Regions from separate parts of the Mus musculus genome. Here region 1 is linked to region 2. The links are chromatin loops, found by intact Hi-C in ENCODE. Cell type or tissue: left cerebral cortex. All regions are shown on one strand. Each heading gives the region's core, and the rest is flanking DNA. Links, peaks and the distances in the headings are about the cores only.

Evidence for each region. Hi-C counts contacts between places; a loop is a spot of excess contacts. Peaks named below come from ENCODE experiments on the same cell type or tissue, not always from the same donor. Only the 100,000 strongest peaks of a DNase experiment are listed, where the experiment ranks them.
Region 1: a loop joins it to region 2, with 2.2 times the contacts of the local background. A loop is called at or near these places in 4 of 42 quality-filtered maps.

Annotation. Positions count from the first base shown.
Region 1 is chr12:56,069,776-56,078,812 of GRCm38, reverse strand. No RefSeq gene overlaps it. Among named protein-coding and RNA genes, the nearest start is that of Gm22296, 160 kb to the right of the region's middle. In left cerebral cortex, for the core only: no CTCF peak of the experiment used is centred there; no DNase peak of the experiment used is centred there.
Region 2 is chr12:56,228,904-56,237,940 of GRCm38, reverse strand. It overlaps Gm36754 (a long non-coding RNA gene), which reads left to right. Exons shown (of 3, transcript XR_381611.1): 2 at 1,422-1,493; 3 at 2,753-2,797. Among named protein-coding and RNA genes, the nearest start is that of Gm36754, 5.8 kb to the left of the region's middle. In left cerebral cortex, for the core only: no CTCF peak of the experiment used is centred there; DNase peaks (open chromatin) are centred at 3,142 and 4,532.

The sequences.
Region 1 (9,037 bases), core at 305-8,304, 160 kb after region 2:
CAATACTTCCCAACGTGCAGCCTTCCCTCGCTCCAGTCCTCCAAGTCCCACTCACTTCCCTTCTCCCCCAGATTCACTGCTCCTCCATTTCCCTTCAGGAAAGAGTAGTCCTCCCAATAATATCCACTGAACATCCCATAACAAAGTCTAATAAGACTAAGCACACACCTCATATCAAGGCTGGGCAATGCAACCCAGTAAGAGGAAAGGGGCCCCACAAGCAGGCAAGAGAGTCAAAGACAACACCCCCGACTCCCACTGTTCAGAGTCCCTCCCCCCAGAAAAACCCCACCAAGCTAAACAACCACAGCATGTATGCAGAGGGCCTAGTGCAGACCCATGCAAGCTCTGTGGCTCTGTGGTTGCCACTTCAGTCTCTGCGAGCTTCTATAAGCCCTGTTTAGATGATTCTATGGGCTGTGCTCTCCTGGTATCTTCAACACCGTTAGCTTCCCCTCTTCTGTAGGGTTTTGGGGAGTAGAGTTTCTCATTCCCTTTCCCCGTTGGTTCTTCATTCCTGAAAACAAAATGACTACTAGAGGATGGGCATGGTGATGCACTCCTTTAACCCCAGCACTTGGGAGACAGAGACAGGAAAATATGTAGAGTTCAAGGACAGCCTGGTAAATACTAGATCATATAAAGCTACACAGTAAGACTTTGCCCCCCCCCCAAAAAAAGACAATAGAAAAATAGATGATAGGTAGATAGATGATAGGTAGGTAGATAGATAGATAGATAGATAGATAGATAGATAGATAGATAATCTTGTTTGTTTGTTTGTTTGTTTGTTTGTTTGTTTTGGAGAACCATCAAGAGAACATGGCTGGTACTTAAGTAGAACTGCTTCTGTAATGTGCATGGCCTATTTCCAGTGCCAAGTGTAGAGAACACTCATTCTCTTCTCACATTCTAACTAATGTGCAAAGCCTCAACTTCTGATTGTTATTATTTATTATAGAAGCTCCACAAACCCATATGCTTTCCCTGTAAAGATTTAGTAACAAATCAAAAAGGAAATTTAAAGGTAGACACTCTTATTTTGAAATAAATCTACAATTAAATCCCATTTCTTTAAACTTCCCTTTGTAAAGTTAGTTCATTGTGCATGTAGTTATCTATTCCAAAAGTAACAATAAACATATTGTGTGCCAGACACCAGATATGGATAAGAGGGGAGGCTGACACACCCACCACTCAGCACAGAGTTCCACCTCCTAACTCTTCTTTTGATCTTGTGGACATTGTGGGTTGTTTTCATCAGGCTACTCTTAAGAACTAAAGAGTATGTACACAGAGGGGTTTGTTTTAAGGAACTGGCTTGACCTATCATGGAGCCTGAAGAGCTCACATTCTGAAAGGGCCAGACCGTAGGCTGGGAGTCCAAAGAAGAGCTGCAATCTGAGTCTGCCAGCCACCTGCTCTCAGAGCACCCTTCTCTCTGAGGAAAGACAACCTTTTTAAAGATTGGGAATTTTTGTTGATTTGGATGAGGCCCCCCTACATTAACTTACTTTATGTAAAACCTGCTGATTTGAAGATTAATCTCACCTGAAAAGGAAAAGGAAGAGGAGGAATCTACCTTCAAAAAAAAATCTAGAACAGTATATGACCAGATATGTACACATTTAGAAACTGCCACATTAAATTAGCTATCCACACATAAGGCAACCAGAGAACAATATGTTCTATATATTTAAACTGAAGAGTCCTATCATGGATGAAAAGAAAAGTACTGACTTTACCAGGTACTGGCTCATAGTCAGACCTTTGCAAACTCTGCTTAAAACATTAACATTTAGCAGATATTATATCTACTTTTTAGATGAAGAAGATGAGGCCCATAAACATATGTAAATTGTCCAAAATCATTTAGCACAAACTCTAAGCCAGATTGGCATGGCAAAACCCAAATAATTTAGAGAGGAGAGAATTCCAGAAACACCAGGAAGCCAGGGGTGGGGCCAGAGCAAACTTGACTGGGTAATGATAAAAGTTCTCCCTCTGTAGTGAGGCCTTCAGTACCTCTTCCAACTCAGAAGTCATATCATACATGTTCACTCATTCCCAATCATTGTCCTTTTTCCTTAGAATGCAAGTCTAGATTGGGGGTGTGGCTCAGTGGCAGAGGGCTTGCCTAGAGTTCAATGTTCAGGACTACAGCCCATAAAAAAGGGAAAGAAGTGTACACATTTGTGAATAAGCAAGACATACATGATATGAAATGATAAGATTTAACTCCCACTCTGGGCTATGCTTCATCAGTTCTTCAAACCAACAGTCATTATCAGAAACATTTTTTATCTCCACTTTGGCTTTTATTTGGGAGCCAATCCAAATTGTATTGTTTTAAATAGTATGACATGATTTTTTTCAATCTTTAGAACATACTTTGCAGTGAGCATCATATATAAACCCTCATTCATGTAGCCCTTCATTTCCTTTGGTAAATATTTAGAAATAAAAGTATTTTTATCAAAATGGCATGTCAGTGTAGTTTTGGCTTCTCTTCCTATGAAGCTGAAGGCATTGCCTATCTTAATATATGTGGATGGCCTTTTGATGGTCTGTTCTATAAAGTGCCTAGTCAAGAGTGTGGTCCATTTTCTCTCTTTAAGTTGTTCATGTTTTGTAAGTTTGGATGAATTATACACACATATACACAGACATATATACATATTATGCAATATATATATTTTGCAAACATCTTCTGCAAGTTTCTGGCTTGAATTTTAATTCTATCCATATTGTCCTTATTCTTTAATTTCAACACAGTCATTTAGAGTCAATGCTTTTTCTGTCCTATTCAAATATGTTTATTCACCTAAGAACATGAAGGTAATCTGTTTGTTTGTTTGTTTGTTTGTTTGTTTGTTTTCTAGAAGGTTCTACTTATACACAGTCAGAAGCTTTTCATTTAGGCATTTAAATTTATAATCCACCTTGAATTGACATTTGCATATGATACAAGGTATTTATCATAAACTAAAATATAAATATAGAAAAGCCACACAAAATAAAGAATTATTGTAGATAAATGTTGCCAATGTAAAAAAAAATTTTTTAATGGTTTAATCTGAGGCTTTTGTACTCATTCCTCAACCAGTCCCCTCCCAGGTCCTGGCTTTGAATACTGCCAAGATAAACTCAGTTGGGACCAAAACAGCCATGAGCTTTTGATCATTCTTTCTGAGTGTAGACTTCCCTAGAAAGATGTGACTCTAGGCAAGGCAGCTCTCTGTAGCTGAGGACTGTAAACAGCTGGCTGCATCCCAGTACTCAACAAGATTTCCTTGGATGTCACAGCTCTGTATCTAAAACTGTAACTTCAATTTGCTCTATTTTACAGCAATGTTATCTGGGAATGTATTCAGTCTATAGATAAATTTGGGGGAATTTATAGGTGTGTGTGTGTGTGTGTGTGTGTGTGTGTGTGTGTGTGTGTGTGTGTGTGTGTGTGTTGTTCGTGTGTGCCTATATATGAATGTGCAAGTATTTGTGCTCTGTACATGTATTAGGTGTGCAAGTGTTTATGCCTATGCATTTACAAGAGAGCTTAGAGCAGAAAGCTGGTGTCTTCATTTATCACTCTTTACCTATTACCGAGAGATAGACTTTCTCCTGGAACTGGAAGTTAGGCATTTTGTCTAGTCTGGCTATCCAGAGTGCTCTCAGAATCTGCATGTTTCTGCCTCATAGTGCTTGGAATATAGGTACTACAACTATGCTTAGCTTTTCACATGAGTGCTGGGAATTTGAACTCAGCCCTTTATGCTTATAGATCATGTGTTGCTCTTACCCACCTAATCATCTCACCATCTCGCCAGAATTTGTATCTTTAAAATATTTAGCTTTTCAATACCTGCAAATGAAATGTCTCTTCACATGTTTAGTTTTATCTGCACTAGGCTGCACAAGAATATTCCTATTCCCTAGTAATTATGGAAGAGAAAAAAATTATCCCAGTCAGAATGGTAAAGATCAGCAAAACAACTGGAGGGTGTATGGAGGGGGAAGAAGGAATCCACTGTTAGAATTGTAAACTGGTACAGCCACTATGGAAACCAATGGGGAGAATTCTCAAAAAGATGACACTACAACTACCATGTGGTGTATGCTCAAAGACTCAACATCCTACTCCTCAGATACTTTCTCAGTCATATTATTGCAGCTCTGTTCATAATAGTTAGAAAATGGAAAGAACCTAAATGCCCTTCAACTGATGAATAGATAATAAAAATGTGGAACACATATACAATGGAATACGATTAAGATAAAAAGAAAACAAAAATTCTGAACTTTTTCAGGTAAATGTAAGGAACTAAAAAATAGATTGAGGGGGAGTAATCCAGACTGAGATAATGAGGACAAACATCTAATGTTCTCTCTCTTCTGAGGATCCTAACTCCAAATCTTCAGATATGAGTTCATATCCCTGAATAACTACAGAAAACAGGAAAATACAAAGGTACAGTTATGCCCAGATTGTGAGGTCCTCGCAGACCACCAGGAGTCCAACTCATATGCAAAAGCAAAGAGTCTTTATTCAGTCTCCAGCTTAGAACCTCTGATCTCTCCAGCACCATAGATGCTATGAAAGGTCCTGAGCTGGTACAAGCCTTGCCTATTTATCATGGTTGCTGTAGCAGGGTAAAGGACTTCCCAGCTTGGCTGTTACATGATTGGTTGACATTTGTTTGGTGCATGTCTATGGGTTAGTAATGATTTCAGCTTGGTATGAACAATGGTTGCTTTATCAATATACTTTGAAACATTAGGTACTTTCCCCTTAAGAATTGATTGGTTTTTGTTAGGGGTAAAGTGGCTGTTTGCTCGGAGGAATTGTGATTGTTACCAGGGTGCTATGGTTCCTAAAACAAGTTGAGGTTTTTTTTTCCAAGAGCTGAGTTCATTCAGAGGGCAAGTTAATCATAAAATGGAGTCTGAAAGCAAAATGGAGATTGCCCTTCAGGCACCACTGCTTGTGTGGGGAGTTGGGTAGCAATAAAGACAAGAGCAAGGTACAGTTATCTGATCATGGAAATGGGGGAAGGAAGGAAGCTTTTTAGGAAGGGAGAAGGAGGTAAATAGAGAAGAAAGGAGGAGGGTAAAATAGACATAAGGATATCTGAAAATCATTAAAAACATACTATTAACCATTTACCTTTAAAAAAACTATAATACACATAAGTCTGTATATAAATAAACATATATTATTTAAATGGAACTTTCTCACCTGAGCTGGCAATGGTCCCTCTAAGAGTCAAAAACAATTTAATAAAAATCTCAACACCATACATGAAAAGTCCTTTTTTAAGTGGTTGCTCTGGGTTGTCCAGGAGACTATAAAAAATATTATAGACTACTGTTATTGCCTTTCATTGCCTCCCAGAGGTAGAAGAAACCATGTACCTCAGACTCATGGCCTTATAAGGACTCAGAGATTGAATTGACCTGAAATTTTTCTGTAAAAGTAACTTTTATTCACCTGATGTAATTTCCATCACACAGCCTTACTGCTGAATAGCTCATTCTTTCTGAACTCTGGCTGGCTGGTTCAACTCAGCTGTTCTGGCTCAAATTATTCTCCAAGCTGACTGACTTAATCTGACTTCTCTCAGCTTCTGACTAAATTACTCTGCTTGGCCTCAAACTAACTCTGGCAATCTAGTCTAATCTTCTGGCTCCTTATTCTCTGACTTCAACTGCCTCCATGCCACTACACAGTCTGAACTCACAAACAAACTCAACTCCACAGCACTGAACTCACTGCACTGACTCCCCACTGATTGACTCAACTCCATTGCACTGAGTTCAACTGACTGAACAGAACTGACTGACTGCCTCTTGCTGCACTGCTCTCAAATAGCTTTTCTCCTGAGGGTTGTGTGTATCTTAACTCTGACTCTTTCTGTCAATTCTTTCTCTGATTCTTCACTTTGTCTTCCCCTCAATTTGGCATCACTGTTTGAAATTAAAGGTGGGGGCCAAATGATTCCAGCCAGAGGTATGTACCAAGGAATGTACCAGAGGTATGTCTACATTCCAGCTGAACCTCACAGACCTATAAGGTCTTTGGATGTGATGAGAACAGCCATGTTGCTGATTTAAAATTCCTCTACAGTCTCTTCCCTGAGGACTAGCTTCCATGGTACCAGAAGACACTATGCAAGCTTTCAAGCCACCACAGTCCTACCCAGCTATAACACCTATGAAATACAAAAATTACCGGCAGGACACATTAACCTTAAAGGTACAACAGTGACTCAAATACCTTGTCAAGAACTTAACAGTTCTCTAGTTGCACTTAAGACTTGTTCAACAAGACAGAAATCATGCCTGGTACAGGAAACCTAGTTAATTTCCTACGGCTAGTAAAGTCATGGATCTTGGAGGAGAATCTACTACCACCATTTTACTAAACCAGCATAATTCCTAACAACCTAAATATTTGTCCTTATACCCAAAGATAAGTCTTCACCCCCCTCATCAAGGAAATTTACTTTGCAACACATTGAGACTACTACAGAAAACCACAACCAATCAAAATGCAGGATTTCATAACCCAGCTCTAGCAGATACATTCATAAAGAAACTCCTGCATCTAATGCTCACAGAACATTGTGGAAGAGGGGAGGAAAGATTGCAATAGCCAGAGGATCAAGTAGTTTGCTGCAAGCCTATCTCCTAGTAATGTCAGAAGCCACACCCATAAAGTCTCACCTACATGGCTGCCTAAACATGAGTGGAACAAGGACAATACAACAGGTATGCTAAAATAGACAAGGAAAACTCACAAGTCCCCAACCCTACTCAAAGGACCACTAAGGAATGATGAAAGCAGGAAAAAGTCTTCCCAGGAAGAGCACACCAATTGGTTATCCAATCCCAGATGGTTAGCACTGAAAACATGTACACAAGTAACACAGTACAGACTAAGTAAGATTAATTTATGCATCTCAGAATGTATATGCATATAAAACAAAAATTAATGGGAAAAAAAGGTCATGGATTTGAAAGAAACCAAATAGGGCTATATGGGAGCTTTAGAGGGAGAAAAGAGGAGAAAACAATTGAATCATATCATAATTTTTAAAACTAAAAGAAGTAAAATTGTTAAACAAAGAACATGCCTATCAACAGGCATGGTTGGAGGAGGGACATGGGGAAGGGAGCTGCCCCTCACTGATGGTTATTACTGAGAGATTTGTGGAGAAGGGAATCATTGCCTCTAGTTGTGTGCCCACTGATGAACCAACCTGGATCCAATGAAAAGCACAAATCTGATGGTCACAAAGCTGACCCTGGTTAAGCAAAATGTGTCACAAAATAAAACCAAAAACCACAAATCCGGGAAAGACACTGGGAAAGACGTGGAAGGAGTTTTGACCGGGATGGAAGTGAGACAAATGTAGGGACCAGTAATCAGAATACATTGTATATGTGTATGAAATTATCAAAAGAAAGTTAATTAAAATGTTATAAAATTTAAAAAATGGTAGCAAACATCAGCCTTAAACCTCATATTAAAGAGAAACCATTCACTAGCTCACCTATTAAGTATGATTTTGTCAGAGACATGTGTTTATGTGTGTGCATGCATGCACACAGGCACACATGTAGACTAGTGCTCATATACATGTATATGCATATATATGGAGCCCAGGGGACAACCCTGAGTGTTTTTTACCACAGCTATCCACCTACATGTTATAAGACAGACTCTCACTAGATAATCTGCTGGTCAGTGAGCCATGGGGATGTGTCTGTCTATGTTTCCCCAACACTGAGATTACAAACACACACCTTAATACCACGGATTTTTATGTGGTCTCTGGGGATAGAATTCAGATCCATGTGCCTATGTGGTAACCACTTTACTGACAACCATCTCCCTTACTGTAGTTTTTTTGAAGACACAAATTGTTTTAAATATTAATCTCAATCAGGGTGGGTGGGGTTTACCCACCTTTCATCATTCAGTTCTCAGATAAAAGATACAAAACTTTTATGTTTATAGTAAGTCATTAAAGCACTAAAGATGGGCAGTTATCTACCTTCTATGCAATTATGTCTACTTGCCTACCAATAACCCCGAGTTACAACTTGCCTCATTACATCTGGGCCACTCTTAACTCCAATTGGCCACATTTTCATGACTCACCTACCCCATGGCACCTCCTTCCTCTTCCCCTCATGGTGATTCTCTGACCCTAAGCCCAGGAACCAAAAACTCTGCGTATCTCCCTTCTGCTCAGCTACAGGCTGTAGGCATCTTCATTCATCCATTGGGAGTAACTAGGGAGCAAGGTTACATAGCATCATTTGGGTCTACAAGAGAACCTCCCCATTCCTGGGGGGTTAACAGGAATTAGTTAGCATTACAAAACATAGCAACAGACCAAATCTCAACAATAGACTTTCAAATTGAAGAAGTTTCCTTTATCTCTAGACTTTTTGTTTGTTTCTTGGTTTTCTTTTGTTGTTGTTGCCACAGTTGTTGTTTCAAGACAGGGTTTCACTGTGTAGCCCAGGCTTTCTGGAACTCACTCTGTAGACTAGGCTGGCCTTCACCTCAGATATCCAAGTGCCTCTACCTCCCCAGTGCTGGGATTAAGGGTGTGCACCACTACCACAGGCCTATCTGCTGCCAAGCCCACCCCGCACTTTCAAATGCCTATGGCTAGCTTGGGTGCACTTCTTGTAAACCCACACACTGCCACAGTTACCCTTCTCTGGAACCCAGTTGAGTTGCCACGTGAGGGAAAAACACCACACAATCTTAGTTTAGAGTCAACAGATAACACAATCGCTGGGCACAGAACTTGATTTTATAAAGTATTCTATGTTAGAACTAACTCTGGCTTCCTACATGGTATCTGCCTTGTTCCAGCAGTTCAAAAAGCAAGTTTCTTTCTCCTGCGTTCCCTCTTCCTCTGCCTGACCCAAAAATCCCGCCTCCTCGCTCAGTGATTGGTTTCTTGTAATCGTTATTTATTAGGGAAAATTCCACTATGTGAACCTAATTTATTTTTAT
Region 2 (9,037 bases), core at 533-8,532:
GAAGTCCTCTGCTGTGTGTGTTGGGAGCCTCATATCAGCTGGTGAATGCTGTCTGGTGGTCCAGTGTTTGGCTCTCTTAGTTTTTTGATGCCCCTCATAGTATTCTCCACAGTGGCTACATTTTCATGTTGTATAATAATGCCAGCGTCTATTGGTTCCAATCACTAAGACTTAAGTCTTCTGGGGTTTTGATAGCAGCCATTCTAGTGGGTGGTATTGATATTTGATTTGGGACATAGACCATCTTGTGTATATATATATATATATATATATATATATATATCAGTCATTCATTTGAAAAGAAGCTAATCCAGACAGCCTGAAGGGAAAGCAGAGTATTACTGGGCAGTCATATCTTCCTTATAGAAATGTTTCTTCAAAGTCATAACTCATTTATAAATCAGACTTTGTCGTGTTTCTTCAAAGCCTTTTTTTTTTTTTTTTTTTTTTTTTTTTTTTGGTTTTTCGAGACAGGGTTTCTCTGTATAGTCCTGGCTGTCCTGGAACTCACTTTGTAGACCAGGCTGGCCTCGAACTCAGAAATCCGCCTGCCTCTGCCTCCCGAGTGCTGGGATTAAAGGCGTGAGCCACCACACCCGGCTTTAAATCAGATTTTTGTCGTTGCTGTTTTGATACTGGGTTAAACAGGTTGTATTTGCTATTGATTTATAAGCAGTCTCTTATACTTTGGCATATAGCCCCTTATCTGATATAAAGCTTTGTTAGCCTTGTTTTATCTTTATGAGATTGATTTGGTATTTTGTATTTTCTTTGGCTTCATGTAAAATTTAAAATCATTTTTTATATTTGAAAAATGTGATTGGAAATTTGACAGAGATTGCTTTCAATCTGTAGATCACTTTGGGAAGCATAGACTTTAAAAACAACAACAACATTATTTTAAATCCATGTACATAAAATAGTTTTCCGTCTATTTACATTTTCTCTCATTGATGGTTTTCCATTTTCTGGGAATAAGTCTTTAACATTAAGTTAATTTCTAATATCGTATTCCTACTTTCCCTTTCAAATGGTTTGTTGCAAATACTTAGAAACACAACCATTTTTTTTTAATTCTGATTTTGAATCCCACTACTTTAAAATTGACCTCATGTGTTAATTCCAACAATTTTTACTTCTGCCCTAGAAATCTTTGATTTCATTTTCTTGCCTAGTCACTCTGGCCAGGACTTTTAGGACCGTGGTGGCCACCTTCCCTTTCCCCTTATCTTTCAGGAAGGCAGTCCTTTCTGGCCATGATGAATAATGTTCACTCTGAGATTTTCATATATTCTCTATTATATGGAAGCAATTTTTCCTTTGCTAGTTTGTTGCACATTTAAAATATGAACTTGCATGGAGTTTCACCAAATGACTTGTGTGTCTTTATTTTTGCCCTTCATCACGTTAATGTGGCACAGCAAGCTGATGAGGTCACATGACGAAGCATCTCTCATCTCAGTGATGGACTCCTCTTACACAGTTGTGTGATGGTGAGTTTTGTTTTCTAGTGTTTGGCTTGAGAATTTATGAACTTGCGTTCACTATTTTCCTCTCATTTATAGCCTAAATTTAATGTCTCTCAAACCACAATGCCCAATGATAAGAAAGCTAAAAATAAATAAATTGCCTTTGCTAAGGAATATGCATACCCAAGCCTAAAATGACATTCTGGCTGTTAAGTATTTAGATAGTAACCTGATTAAAAGAAAAACAGTTAAAGGTATATTCTAGGTTTATGAAGCTGCATCAATAGTGGATGTCTACTGATAAAAAAAATTAGCATTTTTCCTCTAGTAAATTATATGCTGCTTAAAGGGTTAGTTTAAAAATTAAGAGACTTTTAGATCGGTACCAGAGACCAGTTTCACAGTAATAGAAGGAGTGGGAGTCCTGGACTCTCAGGCCTGGCTTCTCCAGAACACCTTTCACGTACATTACCAAGGAGCTTCATTCCTGTAATAAATATTCGAGTATTTCTGGTGTTCTAGATGGCTGTCCTGTAGCTGGCAGTTAGTCGGAGTCTGTCTATCAAGGCCCGTCTGCAACCACACTTGTGACTCCAACTCTAGTTCTATGAAGAAGTAATTTGCAGAATTGATACAAACAGATGTTAAAACCCATTGATATGATACATGCTCAAGTCTTCCTCCCTAATCATAAAGGAAAGATAACAAAGGCTCAGGCAGTTGTGCCTGCAATGCCAGAAACTGTGGCAGGACCCTGCTGACAGGACCCTCCTGTGGGGATGGAAAAGGGAGAACCCTGTAGGACGTGCCATTGTATCTGTCCTTTCCACATGTGACTGTATTCTCCTCCTGGTTTCCAAGAACCCAAGAGATCTTTGAAAAACTATTTATCACAAAAACCCAGTCTAGTCCCAAACTCCGACTCTGACAGGAACAATAGAGCTTGCTGAGTGTGGCATCAGATGTTGACCTCTGAGCTGAGGACTGGGCCCTGTGTGATCTCTGTTCTTATTAACTTGTTGTTTCGGCAGGTTTTACTTGTTTGTAGAGAAGAGTTTGTCCAGTCCAAAAGAAATAAACAATATCAGGCTTTCGGCTGTTTGCTTGTGATTTTCCTTAGATAAACTCATTTGTCTGAGTTTAGAGTGAATTGCGTCTGTTCCCTCAAAAAAAAAAAAAAAAAAAAAAAAAAAACCAAAATGTGAAATTGTGGTAGTTTCATTGATTCCTCACAAACATTAAGTACTTTTCCTATTTACTTCTTTTTCCATGTGTATTTTTAGCTGTCACTGCAAATCACCACTGTTGCCCCAAAGATTGATGATGCCTTGCAATAGAGTGGAGGCCAGAGAAAAGGTAAGTTAAGTTCCATGTATTTCAGAAAGCACACTGGAGAGGCTTGCCTCCCTTTTCCCTCAATTTACAAACGCTTCTGATAAGTTCAGTCAGGAAATAATAATGAAATTCCAGAAGGGCTTGCTGCACTAACTCTCGTTGGAAATAAGAGAAGCCAATCTCGGCAATTTGTCGCCAAATGAATCTGTCAGCTGGTATTTGTAGTCCACACCACCCTCGTGTTCTGCATTAAGCTCACCATTTCTTACCTTCTACACTCCTAGACCAGTCTTTATCGGAAATCAATTTCATGCCTCTCTGTGTAAAATTTGGCAGCCAGAGTTTATCCTCGTGGGTAAACCACATGGTGTGACACAGAATCATCTCTGGACATATGGCAGCTTCAGCTGGGTTTGTTTCCCCTCTTTTATTCTGCTCCTCCCGGGGATAGATTTCTCTTCCATAATATCTCTGTTCACTCATTTTATGAATGGTGCTGAGGCATTTAATGGGATTTTCATTTGTATACAGCATCCTCTGATGCTGCAAGGAACACACAGAAGAAAAAAAAAGGCAAAACGTGATTGTAATTGTGTCTTTGTCTTTATATGAACAAGACAAGACTTCTTAAATATAAAAGAAGCTGATGGCCCAATTAAAGGGAAAGATAATGAAACTCTGGGGGAGGTGCCTACTGCACAAGCACAAAGATCTGCATTCAGAATCTTAGCACCCGCTTGGTGGTCTGCATCTGTAACCTTAGCACTGGGGAGAAGAGTCAAGACAGGCAGATGCCTGGAGCTCACTCGTCAACTGGTGAGTTCCAAGCTCCAACTCACTCAGTCAGCTAACTGGTGAGTTCCAAGCTCTATCTTGAAAAACATGAGGTGGAGATCAATAGAGAGACAATGGACATCACCCTCTGGCCGTCCCAGGCAAGTGCACCATGTATATGTGCATCCGCATGCACATGAGCACACACACACACACACACACACACACACACACACACACACAAACCACACACACAATCTACATACACATAAAACAAATGTTACAAAGTTTAAAAATAAAAGAGAGATTTGAGAGCCTTTACCAACTATCCTGTGTCTTTTCTTCTGTTCCTCTTTCATTTCTTTTTCTCTCCTCTCCTCCTCTCTCCTTCCTTCCTCTTCCCCCTTTTCTCTGTCCTTCTCTCCTCTCCCATTTCCTTCTCTTCCTCTCTTGCACTCCTCATAGCTTCTATATACTCCCCTTCCTTCCTTCCTTCCTGGCTAATCTATCATATGTCAGGATCAGTCAATGGCAACCCATTCCTAAAGAAGGGTTTAGCATTGCTTCTGAGCTGAGAGTTTGGAGGGCAGTTTGAGGGTTAACATCTCAAAAACAAAAACAAAAACAAAAACAAAAACTGGCCTTAGATCAGTAGCAGCACTGGTGACAGCATCCGAAACCCTGCTAAAGGAATGAACTCAGTCCCCCAGAAGAACTGTTGAATCAAAGCTCTGGTTCACAGTGAACATTAAAGTTTGGTGCCAAGGGCCAGACTCAGCTTTGTCAGGGGCCCTGAGTAAGGGGTGTTTGGGAGTGAATAAAAAAAATGATTCAAAGTCAAATCATGGGCACAAGCTGACAGCATTGTAGTCTGCTTGAGATGGCTCCCTAGACAGCTCTCTGTTGCTAGCTCTTGGTTCTGTAGTCTGCTCAAGATAGCTTTCTGCTCTAGATAGCTCTCTCTGCTTGAGACAGCTCTCTTTTGCTAGAAAAAAAAAATTCTAAAAGCTCTCTGGGTAGCTCATGGGTTTTCTGACCAGAGTCAGAAAAACTCCTATTAAAAAAAAAAATCTTGGATGTTCTAGGAAAGATGCTAAAATAGATATGTTCCCTCTCCAGAGATCTCCAGACAGCTTAGCTCTTGCTAGGAAAAAAATTCTAAAAAAGAACTGCTATCACTTTCTGCTAGCACATCTCATGCAGACCAAAAGCCAGGTCTTTTATTTACGTATCAATTCAGTCATTTACTCCAGGTTCCATCTTAACCATCCCATGAATCAGTACTCTAAGACCCCAGCCCCTTGATTCTTAGAAGACAACAAGTACACTTAAAACAAAACAAAACAAAACAAAACAAAACAAAACAAAACAAAACAAAACAAAACAATAGCAAATGAAATCAGAGATCTTCCTGGACCTACAAGCACAAACAACAAACGTAGCTGGGTGGGATACCATCCTGAGATTACCATTATGATCATGCCTGGAGCTAAATTAGCTCTGTCCCAGGTTGCCCTTGAACTCAGGACCATGCCTGCATTTGTATCTTTCTGACAAGCTGGCTCATAATGCTGCTGCCATTGTTCTTTGTCTGTGAAGCTCCTCGTATAATTAATATTGCATCTTCATATTTTGAGTAGCTGAGAAATTATATATTTTTAAACTCATTATTTCAGAGTTCTTTCCCACAGCCCTAAGGGCTGTCCTAAAGGTCACAGCATTCTATCATTTTGCTGAGACATTAGACACACCCTCACCTCCTGGACTCCTGTTGTCTCTGATGATCATGGAGTCATTTATCTTGGCAAAGAGGACATTGCCCTGAAGGAGGAACACAAAGTAAAATATACAAATAAACTTTATACCTAGCAACTGTTAACACTGGTGGAAGCCCACACTCTGCTAGCTCTGTTCCAAGGGCAGGAAACCATGTCATACTATACTTTCCACATGGCTAAGCAGTACTCAGAAGTTTGTCAATGGCTGGACTAGAATAGGCCAGGAAGTGCTACTACAAGAGTCACATAGGGTATGGTATTGGGTGTAGGGACTGGCTTAGATCCTATACTCAGAGAAATGACTTTAAGGAAACCATGTTATACAAAAAGAATAGTGGGGCTAGAAAGATGGCTCAGGTGCCTTTCTAAGAACCAGGGTTTGATTCTCAGAACCCATATTAGACAGCTCATAATCATCTATAATTCCAACTCCACAGAATCCAATACCCTTGGCTTCTGTAGGCACCTGCACTCACATGCACATACCCAGGCATATGTGTCTGCACAGGTACACATGTAAAAAATAAGAAAAATAAATATTTTTTGTTTAAAAAGAAAGGAATGGAATGCAGCATTTACATGACTGTGTGCTTCTGATCAGTGCATTCTTCCTCTGCCCCCTCCCTTCATCTCTGACATTTAACATTAGTACCCATAGCTACACACACACACACACACACACACACACACACACACACACACACACAGAGAGAGAGAGAGAGAGAGAGAGAGAGAGAGAGAAAGAGAGAGAGAGAGAGAGAGAGAGAGAGAGAGAGAGAGAGAGAGAGAGAGAGAGAGAGAGAGAAACAAAAAGCAAAACAAACAAAAACAAATGGGAATGGCATTCAGGTTAAGTTGCAAGAGTAGGTAGTACTGGGATTTGTGGGGAAAGGAAGTAGCTGCCATTGACACTTGAATATCTGACAATTTGGCAGTGGAGGGACCTCTGGCTGAAGTCACAGCGAGTAGCTGGTCTTTTTAAGCAAACAGAGGCTTTGGTTTCCTTCTCAAGGTGATTATTAGTGGCAGCTTCTCTGAGGTCATATTCAGCTCTCAAATATTTTAATTATCCCATATGACTCTCAGATCGATCTGAAAGCTAGATTTTGTGATTTTAAATAGGGCATGCTAATCTCCCCAGGAGGCATCAAGATGTGACTTGTAACCAATTCCTTTTGTGTGGGTAGGGGAGGTAGCCTAGTATTACAGTGCTTGCTGCAAAGTGTGAAGACCTGACTTTCAATATTTAGCACATACATAAAACTTAGGCATGGTGACATGTGTCTGTTATCCCAACACTGGAGGAGCAGAGGCAGATAGCCAGCCAGTAGAGCCAAAACAGCAAGAAACCCTGTCTCACAAAATAAGGTGGGGAGTAATAGAGAAAGACACTCAGCATCGACCTTCAGCCTCCAAGCATGTACACAACACACACATACTCAGAAAGAGAAGCGGGGGAGTACGTGTGTATGCAGAGTTCCTTTTGTATGAAGCCATACTATTAGAAAGGATTCTAAAAGAAACTAGGGCCAGCTGTTATCAGGAAAGACTAGTGGGAATAATCTGAGTTATTAGAAAAATATGTGTCAAGGGTTGGTGATACATTTAGGACACAATTCCTTATTCTTCGTTCATGCTTTAAAGCTGAGACTTCATCAGTGAAAGATTCTGGCTGGAGATTCCCTGAGATTCACAATTCCAAAGTCAATAAGCAAAGACAAAGAGAACAACCAAGATAGAAACAAGAAATTAAGTGAGAAAAAACCAAACCAAACCAAAACATGAAGACTTCCAAAACCATCTAACAAACTCACGTTTCCTGAGACTAACATATGGCAGAGGAGGCCCCAATACCAGCCCTCACTTTTGCAGAAATCCTTTCTATCAGACCCAGCCTGTACCCACTTACTTCCCGTCTACCACTCACTCCACTCAAAACATCAACCTGATTTCATTCCCAATTTGGTTTAAAACACCTTCCAATTCATCCCTATCTGGAATCATATTGAGCAGTAATGTATGCACTGGCTTCACCCAGCACCAACCGGGCATACCTGTGTATGGAGGATGGGGGCAGGGGACATTTGCCACATTTTTCTCATTGCCTATTCCAAGAAGAAATAAATTTTATTAGTGTTTATAGTTGAGGTCAAAGTTTGAGAAGACTTTTTCAAAGGCTGAATTTTCTCAGAGTTTACTGGGATTAGTGATTCTGACAAGCTGTTATGCATTTATTTTAATCTCTCACCAAAGAGAATAATTTCTTCACAGATAAAAGCGTAGGTGCAAAGCAGCTATTGTGTATGCACAGTAGCATATTTTTAAACCCTGTCTTATTAAGGAAGAGAGGATAACAACCAAATGTGCCCTAACAACCGAGTTCATACTTTACATTACTGGGTCTTAGGCCATTAAATCAATGCATGCTGGGCGGGAACTTTGCTCCTAATGTGTGTACAATTTTATAAGTTCTTCGACTACAGAGCAAATTCACAGGTACTGTGTGGCTTCTTAAGTCTATAATTCTTTAATAGCTTTTGCTTTTAACGTTTCCCTCCCCGCTTGCTCAGTAAATGGTTCAGTTTGGATTGAAAGTCAAAGATAATTCAGCACAGAAGTGCTGAGTTGGTGTTCCTTTCTAAAAGGGTTAATGGCCAATAGTCAATGAATTGAAATTAAGGTGAGAGGGTATTAAAAGGGGGAGGCTGGTTGTACTTTAATTTTTTTCTTTTGAGATTAATTGATTGTATATATGGTGATCTATACACCAAAGTCAGATTTAATATGTGGTGTTGAAAACCAGACTCTGACATGAGAGCCACAATCTCTCTGAACTTTTTATGTTAAAGGGGTCAAGGTGAACTGGAGAGATTCAATATTGAGCAAGAGGATGATTGAAAAACAGGGGAGAAAGGGAGACCTTGGAAGGCTTTATAATGAAGATGGAGATCCAGCATCCTATTCCTACGTGGGAGAGGAGAAACCATGGCCTAATGGAGTGTTTTTCTGAGCTTTGGTTGGAAAACATGGTTAAAGAAAGAAAGAAAGATATTATTTGATACAAAATGGGAAAGAAGAGTCAAGGTAGCAAGATTATAGAGGTGGTAAAAGAAGAAAGAGCTAAAGGGTTTCTAAACAAAAGGAATGGCCAAAGTTTTCAAATGGAAGGGGAATCATAGCCCTTTTCTTTTTAAAAAATGTATGTATGTATGTATGTATGTATGTATGTATGCATGTATGTATCTACATGCCAATTGCTGCCCTTCCTCCCAGTCTTCCCCTCACAGAGTCCCTCCCCCATCACCTCTGAGAGGGTCGGTGCCTCCCTGGGTATCCCCCAACTCTGGTGCATCAAGTCTCTGCAGGATTAGGCACATCCTCTCCCACTAAGGCAAGACAAGGCAGCCCTCTGCTACATGTGTGTTGCAGGCCTCTGTCTAGCTCATATATGCTCTTTGATTGGTGTCTCAGTCTCTGAGAGCCCCAAGAGGTCCAGGCTAGTTGATTCTGTTGGTCCTCCTGTGGGGTTCCCATCCCCTTCAGGGCCTTCAATCCTTCCCCCAACTCTTCCACAAGGGTCCCTGACCTCCATCCAAAGTCTGGCTGTGGGTATCTGCATCTGTTTTAGTGAGCTGCTGAGTAGAACCTCTCAGAGGACAGTTATGCTGGGCTCCTGTCTCT